Regions from separate parts of the Homo sapiens genome. Here regions 2 and 3 are each linked to region 1. A link is an interaction called in ENCODE POLR2A ChIA-PET data of the cell type or tissue named here. Cell type or tissue: OCI-LY7. All regions are shown on one strand.

Evidence for each region. Peaks named below come from ENCODE experiments on the same cell type or tissue, not always from the same donor. Only the 100,000 strongest peaks of a DNase experiment are listed, where the experiment ranks them.
Region 2: POLR2A ChIA-PET joins it to region 1 with 15 read pairs; 8 of 35 experiments call an interaction of 5 or more read pairs at or near these places.
Region 3: POLR2A ChIA-PET joins it to region 1 with 25 read pairs; 2 of 35 experiments call an interaction of 5 or more read pairs at or near these places.

The regions. Positions count from the first base shown.
Region 1 is chr17:42,132,281-42,134,780 of GRCh38, forward strand. The region is part of intron 1 of RAB5C (RAB5C, member RAS oncogene family); the gene reads right to left. Among named protein-coding and RNA genes, the nearest start is that of HSPB9, 11 kb to the left of the region's middle. RefSeq lists enhancers at 973-1,022, 1,593-1,642. In OCI-LY7, no CTCF peak of the experiment used is centred here; a DNase peak (open chromatin) is centred at 1,311; H3K4me3 peaks cover 1,987 bases; H3K27ac peaks cover 2,500 bases.
Region 2 is chr17:42,383,543-42,386,042 of GRCh38, forward strand. All of the region lies in intron 1 of STAT3 (signal transducer and activator of transcription 3), which reads right to left. Among named protein-coding and RNA genes, the nearest start is that of STAT3, 3.6 kb to the right of the region's middle. In OCI-LY7, no CTCF peak of the experiment used is centred here; no DNase peak of the experiment used is centred here.
Region 3 is chr17:42,231,599-42,234,098 of GRCh38, forward strand. It overlaps STAT5B (signal transducer and activator of transcription 5B), which reads right to left. Exons shown (of 19, transcript NM_012448.4): 2 at 402-539. The coding sequence starts at 529. Among named protein-coding and RNA genes, the nearest start is that of GHDC, 38 kb to the left of the region's middle. In OCI-LY7, no CTCF peak of the experiment used is centred here; no DNase peak of the experiment used is centred here.

The DNA.
Region 1 (2,500 bases):
AAAGAGGTTTGAAATGGGGCCCACCTCTTCCCCAAAAGTACAAGGAAGGAAGTACGGGGTGGTGGGTCTCAATTAGCAACCAGAAATACCATGTAAATATTTCAAAGTTATGTCATTTCAATTTTTCATAGTTTAAGACGCTTTCTCATTTCACCTCAGTCAATGAAGAGACAAGGTCTGTGCTTTCTGCTTCTTAGAGATGCCTTCCTCACAGTGCCTATGTGCATACTAGGAACTCAAAGAGTGCTGATGGAAGGAAATAATTTTTTTTTTTAAAGAAACAAGGTCTCACTGTGTTGCCCAGGCTAGAGTGCAGCGGTGTGATCACAGCTCACTGCAGCTTCCAAGATCCTACTGCCTCAGCCTCCAGCAGGTATACACCACCACACCCAGCTAATTAAAATTTTCTTTCTTTCTTTCTTTCTTTTTTTTTTGCAGAGATGGAGTCTCACTGTGTTGCCCAGGCTGGTCTCCAACTCCTGGCCTCAAGCAACCCTCCCGCCTCAGCTTCCCAATTGCACAACTATTATCTCCTTCAAGCTTTACGACAACCTCCATTTTTCAGATAGATAATTTAACATTCATATATTAAATGTCCTGCTCATGGTCACCCAGCCTACAGGTGACAGAACCCCCCAGACCCACCATAGACATGATGCCATCCTCCCTGCTGTGGAAGAACAATGGAGGCAGTGCCTGCCCTATGTTTGGTTTAGGGCTGCTAGGTGAATGAAACTCTCTTTTTTTGTGGCAGCAACTTTGCTGGTCCAGGAAGGTCTAGCTCTAGCTGGCTCTAGCAACAGTCACAGTAATCTTGCAGTTTCTGAGTGCCCTCAACAGTGGGAGGAGCCGCCCAGAGCCAGGCAGGGCGACAGCAACAGAGGGAAAACCACAGTGGAATTACAAGTTGGTTATTACCATGAATCCACGTGACACAGAGTCTTGGCTGAGCAATGGTCTGTGGCTGGGGCACTGGAGGAGGAGGTATGAATGGACTGGGAGATGGTAATAGAAAACCAAGTCTCTGATTCCAAAAAAACCAAAGCAGCTGGTGCTTAGGGTACCGAGCTGGGAAGTAACCAGCACCTACAGGTCGAGAAAAATACAGGTAACAGATCTAAGTCTTGTCACTACCAAACCACAGGGTTAGAGGAACAGAATGTGATTTTTAAAAACAAGCCAGAAGGGGAGACAAATAACTCTCCTGCAGTGGTTCTCAACGGTGTCTGTACATTGAAGTCATCTGTGCAGCCAGCCCCTCGAGATTCTCATGAAGGTTTGGCACAGAGCCCAGCATCTGCAGGTGAAGCACACCCACTGAAGCACAGCCAGGGCTAGAGCATCTGGCAGAGAGAGAGTGAGCACAGGCACTGGCTTTCGGCACCACAGATGTGACTGTCTCCTGCCACTTCTGAATCACTTTGTAGAAGCCACCTGAGCTGAGCCTCAGTGTTCTCATCACTAATATGGGGCACACCAGGGTTAATGGCAGTGTTTGCCAGCTGTCTCACACACATCATGTTGAGTAAACAGTAGCTAAGAGTACTGACAGGGTTATTTGTAACACTTTCTCCAAGACTGTTGGTGAACAGACTCTGGCCATCCCAATGAACTGAGACAGGCTCTCCCTGGCATGAACTAGCTGGTGACATGTTCTGCCTGGTCACTGATCCTGCCTTCCAGAGATACCTGAGCAGGCACACCCAGCACTTTTTACGGTCTGTTGCCTAGTGGTTTGCCTGGCCCTGCTTGGTGATCAAATGAGCAGTGGTGTCCAACCTTTGCAGTCAATAAAGCCCAAGGAAGCCAATTTTGCTAGGAAGGGCGCACGGAGATATGAGGGTGTCTAAGCCAGGGGAAGGCCAGACCGAGAGCCCCAGGAAGCATTATACCCTCTCCTCCCAAGCCTGGGAAACTGAAGACATGGCAGGTAGTAAAGGTGAATGCATTCACTGAGCTGTCCTGCCTCCCAGGGATGTGTGTCTTACTGGCAATCTTTCTTTTTGAACCCCTGGCAAAAATTATCCACTTGTGCAGTCAGGTGATGGAATTATAGCCAAAACTGACATAGTTTTCAAAGTCTTCTTTGAGACAAAAATCAAATTCTCCATAAGAGCTAAAGTTACAGTCAAAGTTGATTTTTTTAAATTAGCCAACGTGGTGGTACACGCCTGTAATCCCAGCTACTTGGGAGGCTGAGGCACAAGAATTGCCTGAACCCAGGAAGCAGAGATTGCAGTGAGCTGAGATCGCGCCATTGCACTCCAGCTTGGGGCAAAAGAGTAAGACTCTGTCTCAAAAAAAAGTTGACTTTTTTTCACAAGTACAATGGCCGTGCTGGAGCTTCAGATCTAGGGAGAAAGATTCTCCTTGCCATGGACCCACCATCCAAATCAGAACCCTGGCTTGTTCAGAGGCCACTAAGAACAAGCACCAGTCCCAACCTCATGTCTTCCACAGGAAAGGGGAGAGAATGTATAAGGACTTGGAGTCACACTAT
Region 2 (2,500 bases), 250 kb after region 1:
AATTTACCACCAAAGGACCATGTGGCCATACTGACTAAAGCGCACTACACTTTACGCTTACGTCTTGTAAGCCAAGGTGTCTAACAAAGAGTATATAACCACCATATTAATTCTTTACACCATAATCAATAAGGGCTGGGCCAGCCCAGCAATGCCATCCTCCTGGATCTCACTGAGGCTGCTCCAGAACACCAGAAGTTCTTCAGGATTCGGGGATGTCCCTCAAGTACTCTTTCAGTGGTTTTTATAAATGACTCAAAAGTTATGGTGAAATTTTTAAGTGCCAAAGACATAAAATATGAGTGGTGGTTTGTATCCAATCAAAAATCCTCAAAAAACACTTCTGCACTTAAGCACACTATACTTTTTTCACCCAAAGTACCAAATCAAACTAGTCAGGATACCTACCTTTGTACAATGTCAGACTCCAGTTAATAACTCCCCTAGGGCAGAGGGCATATGCACTGATTTACTTTGTACAAATTAACCAGCATCAGGCAATCAGGCCTGTGCCTAACACATAGTAAGCACTCTATGATTAAACATCAGTGCTTCGGCTCCAAAGTTTTATTTATTTATTTATTTATTTATTTTTTTTTTTTTTGAGACGGAGTCTCGCTCTGTCGCCCAGGCTGGAGTGCAGTGGTGCGATATCGGCTCACTGCAAGCTCCGCCTCCCGAGTTCACGCTCTTCTCCTGCCTCAGCCTCCCGAGTAGCTGGGACTACAGACGCCCGCCACAACGCCCGGCTACTTTTTTTTGTATTTTTAGTAGAGATGGGGTTTCACCGTGTTAGCCAGGATGGTCTCGATCTCCTGGCCTCGTGATCCGCGCGTCTGGGCCTCCCAAAGTGCTGGGATTACAGGCGTGAGCCACCGCGCCCGGCGCCCCGAAAGTTTTAAAAGCTTCCCCTACAAAAGAACAGAACTGAAATTCCTTGGTCCTGTATTCAATGTCTTTTGTAAGTAATCACTTCTCCCCTACTTACCCTCCTAGTCTACCGGGCTACCAGGAATTTTTTTTTTTTTTGGAGACAGGGTCTCACTCTGTCACCCAGGCTGGAGTGCGGTGGCGGGATCACGGCTCACTGCAGCCTTAACCCCCGGGGCTTGGGTGATCCTCCCACCTTAGTCTCACCAGTAGCTGGGACTACAGGTCCACGCCACCAGGCCTGGCTAATTTTTTTTATTTTTAGGGGAGAGGGAGTTTTACCACGTTGCCCAAGCTGGTCTCAAACTCCTGGGCTCAAGCAATCCTCCTGCCTCAGCCTCCCAAAGTGCTGGGATTACAGGCATAAACCACCGCAAATTCTTTACACCTATCAAATTCCACCCATTATTTGGGACCCAGTTGAAATCCCTCTTTGGCAAAAAGACTTTCTAGACAACTCCAGGCCTCATAACCTCTCCTTTCTCTGAAGATCTGTAGCATTCAGCCTAGCACTGTCCAATAGAACGTTCTATGATAACAGAAAAGTTCTACATCTGTACTGTATGTTCTTTTATGTAGAACAGCTACCTTGTTAGCACAAGTGTAAAGTCTCACCATCTCTTTGATGACAACATGTTACATTGGATGGTTAAAACATTTATCAGCTCCCCCAGTAGACTGCAATTTCTGTGAACAAGATACAACTTATTCTTCATAGCAACTCTGACAAAGTTGCAAAAGGTATATATATGTTGGCCAGGCAAGGTGGTTCACGCCTGTAATCCCAGCACTTTGGGAGGCTGAGGTGGGCAGATCTCTTGAGGTCAGGAGTTTGAGACCAGCCTGGTCAATATAGTGAAACCTTATCTCTACTAAAAATACAAAAATTAGCCGGGCGTAGTGGCGGGCACCTGTAATCCCAGCTACTCAGGAGGCTGAGGTGCGAGAATCACTTGAACCCGGGAGGAGGAGGTTGCAGTGAGCCACGATCATGCCACTGCACTCCAGCCTGGGTGATAGAGTGCAACTCCAACTCAAAAAAAAAAAAAAAAAAGTATATATTTGTTGATTTGCACATCACCTAAGAAAACCATAAGCTAAGAAGGTTTGGACTCAGGCGTCTGGAAAGTTGGTCACCACCTCTACCCCACCTCATATCTGAATGTCAAGAGACACGTAGAGGCAGAGAAGTTAAAGCAACTTTCTAGAGACAGAAATGACCACTGATCAAGCCACAATGCACTCTGGTTTAAATGACATTTAGGTCATGACTGTCCTTAATCTAAAACAAACCTAGATTAGTATTTCTTTTCATTAGTAAATAGCTAAATTCTGATGGTAAATTATGCTGACCAAAAACAGTTCCTCACTTCCCAAGTTAGACATAGCAATTAGAAAAATAATCTAAGCAAGCTCCATTTGTATTTCTTTTTTCACCTGTTTATTGAATATTTACCTCCCATGAAGTCTTTCAGCCTATTGGTGGTATTTTACTGTTCAGATATATGTTAGAATTTCACTGATACTTACTGGGCGCGGTGGCTCACACCTGTAATCCCAGCACTTTGGG
Region 3 (2,500 bases), 99 kb after region 1:
CCCAAAGTGTTGGGATTACAACACAATGTTGGGCTTTAATTTTTTTCATATAAATTCTACTACTTAGGACACTGCTAGGCATCCCATGGGCACTCGAAACATATTTGTTGGCTGCTCTTTCTTAGCAGTAATATTCTAATGCTTTTAGACAGTATTTACTATTAAAGGGGAACAAATCCTGTTTTAAAAATCCCAAGAGTTATTCCATCCCCTCAATCTAAGATGGGCTTAAATACCTTTCACCTATAAAAAGAAAAAAAATTTTAAATACCTTTTTATGGATCACATTTAAAAATGTTTAAAAATACAACTTTGAAAGTTGCCATCATGACATCTTTCTAAACAAACTCCAATATTCTTGTGTTTCACAAAATATGATGCAAACATCCTTGTTCACCTACCATGCTTGGCTTTCAATCCACTGGGATAAATAATGCCGCACCTCAATGGGAAAATGCTGGCCATATAACGCTTGCATCTGATGAAGGGCTTCTCCTTGGAGCTGCTGAGCTTGTATCCACACAGCCATGGTTTACAATCTGTTGAACAAACAATCAGTGCTTTGGGCGTTTTTTCTTTATTTTCCCCTTACATCCACCAGAGTAAATATTCACTTAGTTACCAAGGTAAATGTTTTTATTTTATTATTTATTTTTATTTTTATTTTTTTGAGACAGTCTCGCTCTGCCACCCAAGCTGGAGTGCAGTGGCACAATCTTGGCTCACTACAACCTCCGCCTCCCCGGTTCAAATGATTCTCCTGTCTCAGCCTCCTGAGTAGCTGGGATTACAGGGGCACACTACCATGCTTGGTTAATTTTTGTATTTTTAGTAGAGATGGGGTTTCACCGTGTTGGCCAGGCTGGTCTCGAACTCCTGACCTTAAGTGATCCTCCCACCTCAGCCTCCTAAAGTGCTGGGATTACAGGCGTGAGCCACCACGTTTGGCCAAAGTAAATGTTTTTAGCCCTTTTGGTAGACTAAAGACAATATTCTTGAACTGAATTTTAACTTTAAAATGTTTTCAAAATGTAGACACTCAGCCTGGCCATGGAAAGATACACAGCTGGGTCTATGAAGCTCTGACTATGAAATGTACTAAGGTCTTATAAGCAAAAGTACAAAAGGAGAATTAGGGAAAGAATTGCTAACTTTGACATCGTAGACATATTCTTTACTTTTGTTCAAAATTGTCAGCCATGGTAAGCAGCATTTCAACAGTAATAAATAATTAGCAGAGAGTTTTTTTTTTTTTTTTTTTGAGACAGAGTCTTGCTCTGTTGCCCAGACTGGAGGGCAGTGGCAAGATCTCGGCTCACTGCAACCTCTGCCTCCCGGGTTCAAGCAATTCTACTGCCTCAGCCTCCCAAGTAGCTGAGATTACAGGTGCCCGCCACCGCACCCAGCTAATTTTTGTATTTTCAGTAGAGATGGGGTTTCACCATGTTGGCCAGGATGGTCTCAAACTCCTGACCTCAAGTGATCCATCTCAGCTCCCAAAGGGCTGGGGTTATAGGTGTGAGCCACTGCGCCCAGCTGAGAGATTTTTTTTAAAAAATCACTTGTTTTAGATTTGGTATTTTGACTTCAGAAATATAATAAACATATGCCATTTTGAAAAAGCCCAGTAAAAGAAAAGTGAAAATATCTGAAGTGTTGATTGAACCCTATGCATTATCACTAGTTACCTAAGCAGCAATGCTTTGCACACAAAGAGCACAGATTTATCTGGAAAAATGCCCGAAGGTTCACCTCCTGAGTTACTGCTAAGGAATTTATGAAGCAATGTTGTTAAATTATAGCATTTACAAATCTTTCAGACACAAAAACAATACATTCCACCTAAGAGTTGGAAATATGAACCATTATACTCCAATAGCAGGTAGTTTCTTTTTTTTTTTTTTTAATTTGAGACGGAGTCTTGCTCTGTTGCCCAGGCTGGAGTGCCGTGACGCGATCTCAGCTCACTGCTAGCCCCGCCTCCCGGGTTCACGCCATTCTCCTGCCTCAGCCTCCCGAGTGGCTGGGACTACAGGCGCCCGCCACCACGCCCGGATAATTTTTTGTACTTTTAGCAGAGATGGGGTTTCACCGTGTTAGCCAGGATGGTCTCGATATCCTGACCTTGTGATCCGCCCACCTCAGCCTCCCAAAGTGCTGGAATTACAGGTGTGAGCCACTGCACCCAGCCGGTAGTTTCTTTTTTTAACATGCTCTTGATTTTTTAAAGAAAGGCTTTATAAAACTACCATGATGCCCCCCTCAGACTCACCTGACAATTTTTAACTCATCTGGCAGATGCTCTTTGAGTTTAACCAGATTAGGGCAGAAACATTTGGGTAGACTGGGAAGGGACTTCAGGTAACTCTAAGGACTGAAAATGAATCTTGCTCTAACACTATTTTCCATAATGTAGAGTTTGGTATAAGGCAGGGTTATCTTGAATTCCATCCCACATGATTTGGCTACTGATTTGCACAATTCTTCTAAGAACTAGGTT